Linked DNA regions of Homo sapiens: regions 1 and 2 are each linked to region 3. The links are chromatin contacts, found by Hi-C or POLR2A ChIA-PET in ENCODE. All regions are on one chromosome and are shown on one strand. The core of a region is the stretch at or near the end of the contact, and the rest is flanking DNA. Distances in the headings are between cores, read along the strand shown. Region 1 overlaps RETREG1 (reticulophagy regulator 1). Region 2 overlaps RETREG1 (reticulophagy regulator 1). Region 3 overlaps RETREG1 (reticulophagy regulator 1).

Evidence for each region. Hi-C counts contacts between places; a loop is a spot of excess contacts on that map. ChIA-PET counts read pairs that join two places held with the same protein, here RNA polymerase II (POLR2A). Pooled maps may share reads with other maps.
Region 1: a loop to region 3 is called in a pooled map of right lobe of liver, with 3 times the contacts of the local background. The contact joins two enhancer-like sites. A Hi-C loop is called at or near these places in 1 of 168 maps with a recorded cell type or tissue (Caco-2) and 1 of 50 pooled maps. POLR2A ChIA-PET finds 5 or more read pairs at or near these places in 4 of 52 experiments (K562, OCI-LY7, Panc1 and 1 more).
Region 2: a loop to region 3 is called in a map of gastrocnemius medialis, with 2.9 times the contacts of the local background. The contact joins two enhancer-like sites. A Hi-C loop is called at or near these places in 55 of 168 maps with a recorded cell type or tissue (CD4-positive, alpha-beta T cell, CD4-positive, alpha-beta memory T cell, Caco-2 and 32 more), 2 of 37 single-sample maps with no recorded cell type and 21 of 50 pooled maps. POLR2A ChIA-PET finds 5 or more read pairs at or near these places in 5 of 52 experiments (MCF 10A, OCI-LY7, PC-9 and 2 more).

Annotation. Positions count from the first base shown.
Region 1 is chr5:16,586,496-16,590,414 of GRCh38, reverse strand. All of the region lies in intron 1 of RETREG1 (reticulophagy regulator 1), which reads left to right. Among named protein-coding and RNA genes, the nearest start is that of RETREG1-AS1, 27 kb to the left of the region's middle. Within about 2 kb of position 1,379, at least 2 of the 41 ENCODE cell types and tissues checked have a DNase peak (open chromatin) inside an H3K27ac peak, as active enhancers do.
Region 2 is chr5:16,503,117-16,507,150 of GRCh38, reverse strand. All of the region lies in intron 3 of RETREG1 (reticulophagy regulator 1), which reads left to right. Among named protein-coding and RNA genes, the nearest start is that of ZNF622, 39 kb to the right of the region's middle. Within about 2 kb of position 1,995, at least 3 of the 41 ENCODE cell types and tissues checked have a DNase peak (open chromatin) inside an H3K27ac peak, as active enhancers do; they include body of pancreas, gastrocnemius medialis and psoas muscle, where a contact is called at or near this core.
Region 3 is chr5:16,537,113-16,540,872 of GRCh38, reverse strand. The region is part of intron 3 of RETREG1 (reticulophagy regulator 1); the gene reads left to right. Among named protein-coding and RNA genes, the nearest start is that of ZNF622, 73 kb to the right of the region's middle. Within about 2 kb of position 1,557, at least 17 of the 41 ENCODE cell types and tissues checked have a DNase peak (open chromatin) inside an H3K27ac peak, as active enhancers do; they include body of pancreas, gastrocnemius medialis and psoas muscle, where a contact is called at or near this core.

The DNA of each region.
Region 1 (3,919 bases), core at 130-2,629, 50 kb before region 3:
CCTTGAAGGAAGCCTGACCTGCAGCTTGTCCTTCGAGGTGCAGGTTCTGTGAATTCCAGGAAACCTGGCCGTACAGGTGCGTAGCCTCTGGGCTTTTTTGTTACCGCAGGCGCTGCTGTCGTGTGTCAAGGTGTGTGGTCTCCATCGGTGTGGGCACCATGACCTGTGAGTGTGAGGGGCTTGTCTTGCCCTGACCCTCAAATACTCCTGAGGGATCCTGGAGGTCCCAGGATCAGCAGCTGGGGTTGGGGGAACCTGAAGAATTGAAAGCTGTCAAAAAACATTCATTCTCATCTGAGGTTCATTCTCAGTTTAGAATGTTCTGGAAATAGGATCTAGGGAACTTAGAGGAATGGCGTCCATGAGGCAGCTGCCAGTTCTCTCTCATGCTTGTGCACTTGGACATGAGCATGGACATCCTCTTCCACTCTTAGTTGTTTGTTTCTTCTTTTACTTTGACCCATAGGAGAGAATCGGAGTGTTTTCCTACCTGGGATGACACAATACAGTCTCTGGCCTTGAGGTGGCCCTGCTCATCAAAGTTCAACTGGAAGGTGGCCATTGGCTTCAGGGCCAGAGTGGACTTTCCTGATACTTAGTATTGGTGCCCAAATATTTGTCACTGCTTTTTACTGTCTCAGGCTTGGCCACAGAGTAGCGGGGAGTTGCAGCAATTCCTCATGCACTGGAATTGACGGCCATGGTTCTCCCCTTCCATGCTGGCAGGTAGAAAAGAAGACTTGCATTGGGCCTGGGTGCAGTGGCTCACACCTGTAATCCCAACACTTTGGGAGGCCGAGGCAGGCGGATCACTTGAGGTCAGGAGTTTGAGACCAGTTTGACCAACATGGTGAAGCCCCGTCTCTACTAAAAATATAAAAGTTAACTGGGTGTGGTGGCACATGCCACCTACTCAGGAGGCTGAGGCAGGAGAATCACTTGAACCCGGGAGGTGGAGGTTGCAGTGAGCCGAGATGGCACCACTGCTTCAGGCTGGGTGACAGAGACTCTGTCTGAAAACAGACAAACAAATAAACAAACAAAAAAGAAAGACATGCATTGGATACACTACAAACTCCTTTTTGAAAAAAAAAAAAACACTCAAGTTTTGAAAACATCTTTCTCCCTGTGTGGTCAGGGTTGCCGCACCCAGTGGGATTATAATCCCCAAGAGTGTCAACACTGTTTTGCCCCTTGAATGTATCCAAATAAACTGGGACAACAGTCCGCATCCAGGTCTGGATTTTCTATGGTTTCTTGAACATTTTGTTGTTGAATAAGCAAAGGGGGTGGTGTTTTCTAGGCACAACTACTGGATGTGGGGCTCTAGATACTAAAGGAATGTCTGTGTAAGGAGGCTGCTGGCACAGCCCAGCGGTACTGTGTGCATGCACGGAGTGACCCGGGTCAGCTTTGCTGGGCAGAGCAGCTTCACTCTATTGATAAAGGGCACTTGATCCTGACCTTCAGATAAGTGGCCCCCAGAGGATGACAAAATTACTAATTCACTGCTCAGTAGATTTTGTATTTGAGGATTTTGAAACAAATTAGACGGTTGCTTCTCTGTGTCCTGTGTTCATTTAGAGCTTAGTAAGTAGGGTGAGCATATAATTTATTGTCCTAACCTAAGTAGGCCAGGACACGGTATATACCAGGATACTGTGGCCTCTCTGATCTTAAATAACCTGTTGGCTCTAATCTGCATAGTTTCTTACAGCTCGTTCAGATATTTCAGCCTTGATCTCACTTTGTTTACTGAGTGTAGCAGCATGAGTGAATGTTTGCCTTTCTGGCAGGGAGTTTGGGAGGATGTGGATATGTCCTCAGCATGGTGGGGCTGACAGGGCACAGCACACGGCTTGTTAACTTTGACACAGGAGTGACCTTGGGGCCGGCAGGTGAGTGGTCCACACACTTGGTGTTATGGGCTGAATCGTGCTGCCCCCAAATTCAAATGCTGAAGTCCTGACCCTCAGCACACCTGAAAAGGTGATTATATTTGGGGATAGGACCTTTAAAGGTAGTCAAGGTTACATGAGGTCACATGGGTGGGCCCTGATTCAATATGACTGGTGTCCTTATGAGAGGCAGACACCAGGGATATGTATGCAAAGAGGAAAGACCCTATGAGAATGCAGTGAGAAGGCAGCCATCTGCAAGCCAAGAAGAGAGGCCTCAGGAAAAACCAAACCTGCAGACAGCTTGATCTTAGACTTCCAGCCTTCACACAAATTGTGAGAAAATAAACTTCTGTAGTTTAAGCCACCCTGTCTGTAGTGTTTTGTTCTTGCAAAGTAATACAGTTGGCCCAAGAGATGTAAAAGCCTCAGTCCCAGCTCTGGAAGTGATCGCTCTGGCCTCAGACTGGGAGCAGTGGGGAGGGGGGTCTGGACACATGAAATCTTACTGTGGAGCCCAGGAACTTGGCAAGGAACAGTCCACTGTATGTGTCTGTGATCTTGAACAGTGGGTTATTAGGGTGTGATCAAGATTCATTCACCTGGAAAGGGATTGGCTGGAGCTGGGTAAGCAGACCTCTGGCAGGGCTTCCGGCAAAGAGGGGAATGAGAAGGATCAGGCTTGCTGCGGGAGAACCAGGCAGAACAATTGAGCACACCCAAGGTAAGAGTGGGTGCCACATGGATGCATGTGGCCAGAGTCTAGTTCTTTGCATCCTTGGTTGGAGTTGGAGAAGCAAAATCATCTTCTACAGCTGTGGCAATGCCATCAATCTCAGAACTGTGGAATATCTGAATTTCTTTTTGGGACCCTGGACAGGGTCAGGTATATTGGAATGGGTTCTTGAACAGACTGTAGACATGAACTGATGAGTGGGTGACCACAACTGAATGAGGATTTGAAAGATAGACGTCCACATGACAATTACTTTTCAACTCTGCTCTCTGGAACAGTCTGGTACATTGAGATTGGTTTATTAAAGCAGGATGCCAGGGAACTCTACAAATGATGTTTAAATGGAGCGGTGGACTCTGAGTCAAGAAGACCCAAGTTTATATTCTGACTCCATGATTTGGACAAATTGCTCCAACCTAATCTATTTATGGATATATAATTTCCATGTATCTAAATTCATCATGTTGTTTAGGAACATTACATGCGATGGAGATGTGAAAATACCCAGCTAAGGTGGGCTTTGATTACACATCAACTTTTTTTCTGTAGTGGGCATGCCTAGGACGGTTCCTTGAATTCATTACTGTGTGTCTTGCTTCTCTCCCCATCACTCACCCAAGAGCTCTTCTTCTCAGAAGCCTTTTCAGCACCTATCACTATGCCTTATTCCCAGTTGCAAAGGACTGAGTGTCTCCTTTTGTCCCCGCATTCTTATGTTGAAACCCCATCACCAATGTGATGAGAGGAAGCCTTTGGGAGCTGATTAGGTCCGGAGGATGGAGCCCTCATGAATGGGATTAGTGCCCTTTAAAAGAGACCCCAGAGAGATCTTTTGCCCCTTCTACCACGTGAGAACACAATGAGAAGTTGCCATCTCTGAATCAGAAAGCAGGTCCTCACCAGACACTGAATCTGCTAAGGCCTTAGTGTTGGACTTCCCAGCCACCAGAACTATGAGAAATAGATTTCTGTTGTTTATAAGCCACCCTGCCTGTGGTATTTTGTTACAGCAGCTGGAATGGATTAAGACACCAGTATGTGCATGTGTTTATGTGTGAAGGAAGAGGCCCCAAAGCTCAGTTTAATATTTGGATCTGTTACACCGCATTCTCTAGAACTAGAGTTTATAGAATCAGATAATATTTGAATGGGAAAGGCCCTGAGACACCTTCGCAGTCCAGTGGTTTGCAAATCTGACTGTTAGCATGTAGGTTCCTGTACCTCTCCTTGGAGCTCTGACCCACCCAGTCCAGAGTGGGACCCAGGAATCTGCAATTTCTAAAAA
Region 2 (4,034 bases), core at 746-3,245, 34 kb after region 3:
TAATGAAATGCAATATTTTCACAATTAAGTAGTAATTATTGATAAATATTTTGAACCAACAGTTTGTGATATATACTGAACAAACATAAGAATTTTTTTCTAAGAATGCTTTACTGGTTAACAAGGCGTAACCAGATAGGAGTGTATAGATATTATATAGCTATACATTCACATAACCATATATTATACACACATATAATGATTATTATTACCAAGGATTAGTAATATATTGGATTGAAAATGAGAGACTCCCCGTCCTTTGAGGTAGCATATTCCTGTGCCACCTCCCCCTACTACCTGTAGTTTTAATTTTGATAACTTTAAGCTTTTACCCATTGGTGGTTTTCTATGCAGTATACTTTGTCTTACTTCATACATTTGTTTTTTCCCTATCTGTGCAGAAAGAAGGGGCATCCCAGACAGGGAGAAAGTTTAGAGCTAGGCTAGAAATAAAAGATTACAACTGGCCTGGTGCCGTGGCTCACACCTGTAATCCCAGCACTTTGGAAGGCCAAGGCAGGAGGATCCCTTGGGTCCAAGGGTTTGAGACCAGCCAGGGGTGCTGAGGTGGATCACCTGAGCCCGGGAGGTGGAGATTGCAGTGAGCTGTGATCAGCCCACTGTACTCCAACCTGGGTGACAGAGTAAGACCCTGTCTCAAAAAAAAAAAAAACAAAAAAACAAAAAGATTGCAATGGAACAGGAATTTGACTCTTGCTACCTTCGAGATGAAATGCCATTGGACAAGTCTTTGGGTGCCTTGTCTGAAAGAGAAATAACTGTTGGAAGTTGTTTATCTACTTACAAAGTACATTCTTAGAGCTTGATTGCAGCAGGTTCTAGTTGAGTCTCACACTGAGGCTTTTTCATGTGACTTCAGTTCCATTTTGGCACTTGGTGTCCTAGATTGCTCTGGAACCATCAGTGAGCTAAATCTCAGTTTTGTTTTTAAAAAAATCAGTGGAAGCCAAATGCTCCGCAGCTTCATAAGTGTATCCAGGTGTAGGGCCCAGGCATCCAGGGCAGACTGCCATGCGTGCCCTGGTCTGATGGCCCCGAGGCACCATTTGATATTCACCAAATGGACTTGGTGAACCAACGGCCTGAGAGGGGGCAGGTCCAGGAGAGACCCCCCTCCTTGTGGTTTATCTTATGTCAGCCATACGTGGTATTAGTAGGAGCCTCTGGAGACTCCATGCCCTTTTCCAAGGTCAAGAGACGAGGGGAGAGGGTGAGCCTGAATGCCACTCTGAAGCAGGCGAGGAAGGCAGAAGCCCAAACAGGGAGCCTCAGGGGCCAGAGAAGAAGGAAAGAACAATGGGGGCAGCGACTAGGATAGCAGACAGGGTCAAGAAATAGGAGGAAACGTGTACCCTGGCCAGAGGCCTGGCTCTGCAGTGGTTCCTTGGCCCCACCTTGGAGCCGGGGCCTGGGAGGGCCTCTGACGCCTTCAGCAAGCAGCCTGGGCTGAGGGGTGTGGAAAGGGGGACGGTCCCTGTTCCAGCTGTCCTGAAGGGAGAGGGACCCTAGGCACCAAGACGGAGCTCTTCATGCATCTTCTTGTGGAAGCGCTTTCCAGATAACTTCCGGATAATTGTGTTCACATGTTCATTGCTTCACTTGGTAGGGCTTTATGGCGCTCCCAATGTCAGCCAGCTGCGGTGCCAGGAGCTAGGGTGATGTCAGGCCCCTGCTGTCACGGAGCACACAGCCCAGGTGTGGAGACAGACCCCAAGGTGAAAAAAAAGTAAGCAAGAGTATTTCAGATAATAGGGGCTGAGGAAATGAAACTTAAAATGGTCGTGTGGGAGAGTACCTGGCGTGCAGGCTGGGGGAGGGGATTAACAGCAGAATGTCACCTGCTAATCCAGGCCCCTGTGAAACATCCTACTGGACTTGTCATATAGTAAGGACTGAAAAGTTTGTCTGCAAAGGCCACTGAGTCCGTACAACTGGAATTTAGTAATACCAGTTTTGCGTCCTCACAGGCCTTTTGTGATCGCTGGACTCCGGAGCGGTAGGGCTGCCGTACATTTGTGTTCCGGATGCACGAAGGTGATTGTATTTAAGATCACCAAAGCACTTTTAAAGCCGAAACGTCATTCGTAATTGCACTAAATTTTATTCTTGGAAGTTTAAAAGAAATTGACTTAAATATATTCTGCAATCCAGATGTTTTAATAATTCAGATTAGCCAGATTTTAGGCTTAATTTTACATTGTTGACAAAGCCTATTGTTGATACTACCATTTCTTTAAAAAATCGGGTGAGGAGGAGAAAAGCCTGGCACAGGAGCCTGACCAGGGTGCCGTTGGGATTCCTGTGAGCCAGCGTATGTCAACTTTTGTATGTTTGAAAAGGTCGTATGTGGCCTTTGGTTTTGAAACAGGTACAGAGAGCTGAAGTAAACAAAGTTCACACAGCCGTGAAGTGAGGGAGTTGCGATTTGAAGGCAAGTGGCTGACTCCTGAGGAGCCTGTGCAGTTAGATACGTACATATATGGCTGTTATGTGCTGGCGATACCCCGGGTGTGTTTAGCATTTAGGAGGGCAGTGTGGGCGCAGAAAGGTCAGTAGGGTTGACACCCAAGGAGAAAGGAGAGAGTGGCTGAAGTGGGAGAGGTACATAGGAGTCCTTCACTGGGCCAGGTAGGCAGCGGTGTGATGGTGAATGTCATGGAATCTGCTCTATGTGGTAGAGAAAACCTGATCTTTAGCATTTGCTGATTCCTGTAGTGTAAATACTCCCACTGTGGTTGATTTCACATCACCACTTGAGGTCACTAAAAGTGGAGCTGGAACTATTCACAATAGCAAAGACATGGAATCAACCCAAATGCCCATCAACGATAGACTGGATAAAGAAAATGTGGTACATATACACCATGGAATGCTATGCAGCCATAAAAAGAAATGAGACTGTGTCCTTTGCAGGGACATGGATGGAGCTGGAAGCCGTTATCCTCGGCGAACTAATGCAGGAACAGAAAACCAAACGCTGCATGTTCTCACTTACAAGTGGGAGCCGAACAGTGAGAACACGTGGACACACGGAGGGGAACAACAATACTGGGGCCTGTTGGGGATGGGTTGGGGGGAGGGAGAGCATTAGGAAAAATAACTAATGCATGCTGGGCTTAATACCTAGGTGATGGGTTGATAGGTGTAGCAGACCATCATGGCACACCTTTACCTATGTAACAAACCTGCACATCCTGCACATGTACCCTGGGACTTAAAATAAAAATTAAAATGAAAAAAAAAGTGAAGCTGGAAAGAGAATCAAAATATTGGCTCTCCTGAGCCTGCAGAGGTCAGTCCCAATATACCATTGATTGTGGGCCAAGATAAGAGTGAGCATTTAATTCTAACTGTGCTGTGGCTCCTTCATTTATATATTCCTAAGGTATAATAGACATTCAATAAAAGTTTGTGGAAGGAATTATTTAGTTTTCTTTTCTTTCTTTCTTTCTTTTTTTTTTTTTTTTGAGATGGAGTCTTGCTCTGTCGCCCAGGCTGGAGTGCAGTGATCTTGACTCACTGCAAACTCTGCCTCCCGGGTTCAAGCAGTTCTCTGCCTCAGCCTCCTGAGTAGCTGTGATTACAGGCGCCTGCCACCACGCCCAGCTAATTTTTTGGTATTTTTAGTAGAGATGGGGTTTCACCATCTTGGTCAGGCTGGTCTTGAACTCCTGACCTCGTGATCCACCCGCCTCGGGCTCCCAAAGTGTTGGGATTACAGGTGTGAGCCACTGCGCTTGGTCTATGGAATTATTTATTTTTCTTCTACTCTTCTACCATAGTCATGGAAAATGTCTCTTAGATATGGAAAATGTTTACCACTTTTGAAATCCTATTTTGTCCCAGCTGGGCTAATATTTAAAATTGATTAAGAACATGTAGAACAATGCAATCTTTTTGATGCAAGAGAGTTTGTTGAGTTTGTTTTGCGTGAGATATCTGAATCACCAGTTAATAAGTGGTATGCTTCCTAAACCTTTTCAGTGCCCCAGTGAGCTTCCTGTAATCACGCC
Region 3 (3,760 bases), core at 308-2,807:
TGGTTAACATAGACATAGTGGAAAAGATGCATGGGAGAAATTAGCCAGCCACTGAACATGTCTTCATGACATGTCTCGCATCTCCTCTTCTTGTTGCCTTCAGTGCTCAGGTCCTTGGGAGGCCTGTGGCTGGTGTGAGGAAGACCTGTTGTTTCCTGTTTGGTTCTTCTGGGGATGGGTGAGCTAATGCATGTGGAGTGCCCAGCACCCGTGTTAGGATGGAATAGACACAGTGTTCTCTTGCTCCTTCCTGTCCCTTTTATATAATCATCTGTTCATTCCCAATTACTCATTACCAAGTCTGCATCTTTCCCAGATTTGATTTTCTTACAGTGGTGAAGTGAATCATTCACTGGTATGTGTGTGAATTTCCAGAATCAGAGAGTTTGAGATTCTCAGTTTTTAAGATCCTTTCTGTAATAACTGAATTCATGGTGGAAAGGAATCCGTTACTTAGCCCTGCCCTGTATTTGCCGAAGGTGGGTATTCCTGTGTGACATTAGCCCACTCATTGCTTTATCAGTTATTGACTTGATCAATGATTCTGCTCAATAAACAAGGCTAATAAGGATAATTTATTTGCTGTTAGGCAATTTACAAGTCCTTCAACTGCATCAATAGGATAGAGATCATTGCCATAGGAAATACAAACTGCTGTATAAAAGCCTGTTTTATTGGTAGTTTTTAGCGGGGGGATCCAGGCTTGGATTAAGAAATTCACTTTGGATTCCTAGATCTCCATCAAAAAGGGTTCCAAAAGTACTGCTTTTGATAAATCTACTCACTGAGTGTCTGTATTCCTATCAGTAGCCAAACCCTTTGTCCTAACCAGAAAGCACTCAAGAATATAAATAAAATCATAGTAAGCTTTATATTTTAGAGGATTATTTTAACATGCGCATCCTTCAGGAGGAATTCTTATCTGTTCACTTAAAAATGTCATTTCCATTTTCTACACCAAGGCAATATTTAAAAAGAAAAGTTATTTTAAAACATGTCATTCAATTCAGTTATATTTGATAAGTGCAGAATTAAGTCCCAGCATTATTTGACATCTAAACATCTGGTGAATAAACTACTCATTAATTTTTGACAGTTTCTCAAAACACGTTCAAGGCAAGTCGAGGAAGTGATGACAGCGTCTCCTGACAGAGGTGTGAGTTCTGCCCTTAGCAATAGTGAAGTCACATCAGGGCCCCGGTACCGGGACAGTTGGCTTTCCTGGTGGTTGATTGGAAAGGACTGGGAGGCTCAGTTGCAGGAGCAAGCATGGGACAGCTTGTGCAGGGAGCTGGGCGGGAGGAGAGTGCCGAGCAGGAGGAGATGAGGCTGGGCAAGTTGGGATCAGCGGCTGTATTTTGACCTTTCCTTGTCTCCTGGCTCGCTCCGACCGACCGGGCCCGGGATTATGAAACATGTTCTGGAAATTATTTCCAGAGGGCACACGTCCCTCTGGTGACAGCTTATTTCTGGATTCCCGGTGCAAATGCCTGGACTCTGATGACATTCAGGGGTGTGTTTCATGGCCCATCATCTGATTAGTCACTGAATTCTAAGGACTTTCCCTGCTGGCTTCGGGTCAGAGCACATGAGTGGAGAAGCAAAATAACTTGTTTATTTCCTCCAGGCTCATCTGAACAGGCCATAAAGGCAGGCCCTTCTTCCTCCCTCGGGTGGCCCCCTTTATGGATGTACCTCCCCATTTGGAAATGGAACACTCTGGCCCTTCACAGGGAAATGGTCTCAAGGCAGAGCTCTTAGAGGTGCCTTATACTGATGTCTGGGCTTTATGTCTGGAGAGATGACTTCAGTCACCTGAAAAATCTTGGAATGCAGAGTGAGTCTAACAGATTCCGACAGCCTAGCCTCAGTTTTATTTTGAATAAGAATGTGTTTATCCCAGCACTCTGGGAGGCCCAGGTGGGCAGATCATGAGGTCAGGAGATCGAGACCATCCTGGCTAACATGTTGAAACCCCGTTTCTACTAAAAATACAAAAAATTAGCCGGGCATTGTGGCAGGCGCCTGTAGTCCCAGCCACTCGGGAGGCTGAGGTAGGAGAATGGCGTGAACCCAGGAGGCGGAGCTTGCAGTGAGCCGAGATCGTGCCACTGCACTCCAGCCTGGGCGACAGAGCGAGACTCCGTCTCAATTAAAAAAAAAAAAAAAGAATGAAAGAATGTATTTGTTCTTCTTGATGCTAAGGTTATGTCTGTGACCCCACTGGAAAGGTACATGGTGTCTTGGTAGGTCTGTGGTTGCACTGAGAGGCAGGGACATCGTGGTTAAGGCAGACTTGAGTTCGGATCTCTGTGCCTTCCTGCGCTCATCTTTAAAATGGGTGTAGTAATAGAAGTATCGTGCAGAGCTTTGGGGAGGATTAAATGAGATCATGAATGTGTAGCATTTAATGCAGTCTCTGACACGTGGGCTGCATTCCGTTCACTTTAGCGATCATCATTATTATCTGTTATCTTCATTTTGTTTGAGAAGTCAAAGAGCCCCCAATTTGAAGCTACTTCCACACTAAAAACAAGACTCCAAGGGGAGCCAGGAGCAAGGACTAATCCTGCAGCTGCCTAGAGCAGTCACATCACGGGCGCCTTTTGTCCAAAGCCAGCTCTTCATTTTTCCCCCTGATGTCGACCGGCTTGGTCTTCAGAGTCGGAGCCAGGCGCCATCTGCTCCCAGATTTAGCTGTGGCAGGTGGGGTCCGGTGGGGAGTCAGATTTCGGAGTCTCTTCCAAGACTGAGGGCTGCACTGCAGCTCTGGAAGTCTTGGTCTGGTTGGGAACCCTGCTTGACTTCAGTGTTTGACCTTGCAGACATCATTTCTCTTCTGCAGGCCACAGTAAAATGAAGGGACTGAGCTAAGCTGATCCTAAGTTCCTTCCGCCTCTAAAACTGTGATTCTGTGACTATACTGGAGAGCTGAGAATTCCTGTATCAAGTGGGCTTTCTTTGCCTGATATTCACTCCCAAAGCCATGGACCCTGCATGCAGGGTGAGACTGGTCCCAGGCAGGGATGCCACTGTTCGCCTGTGGGTGAAGAGCACTGCGTCTGAGAATGGTGCTGTGCTGCATGCTGCATGCTGCATGCTGCATGGTGCTGACCCTCTTTCTCCTGCCACCCCAACATCCATACCTCACTTCATCCTTTGCTTTGTTTTGGGTGGGGACAGAGTCTTGCTCTGTCCCCAGGCTGGAGTGCAGTGGTACGAACTAGGCTTACTGCAACTTCTGCCTCCTGGCTTCAAGCGATTCTTGTGCCTCAGTCTCCCAAGTAGCTGGGATTACAGGGGCGCACCATCACACCCAGCTAATTTTTGTATTTTTAGTAGAGACAAGGTTTCGCCATGTTGGCCAGACTGGCATCCTTTCCTTTAAAGAACTTAACACCTTTGTTGGAATTGTGGCCAAATCCACACACCATACACACACTCCCAGTGCCCTGGCTTTTAGCTGCTGCAGATGTTTGCAGCTGGTAGCTGTGCTGAGCCTCCGCGGAATTTCCAGGCAGTGGAGAGGAGTTGTTCTCAGGGTCGGCTCTGAGCCTCACGCCTGCGGTTTCAACCCAGTTGTCTTTCTAAACAGGTACCTGGCCTGGGGCAAGTTACCCTCAAAGCCTCATTTCTCCACTTTTAATACATGAAAAATTCAATTTAATTGGGAGGTCGCAGTGTGGATTAAACATACAGAAACCTATTATGTGCTTGGTGCAGGGCCTGGCCCTTGGTCAGGGTTCCAAGAACAGAGCAG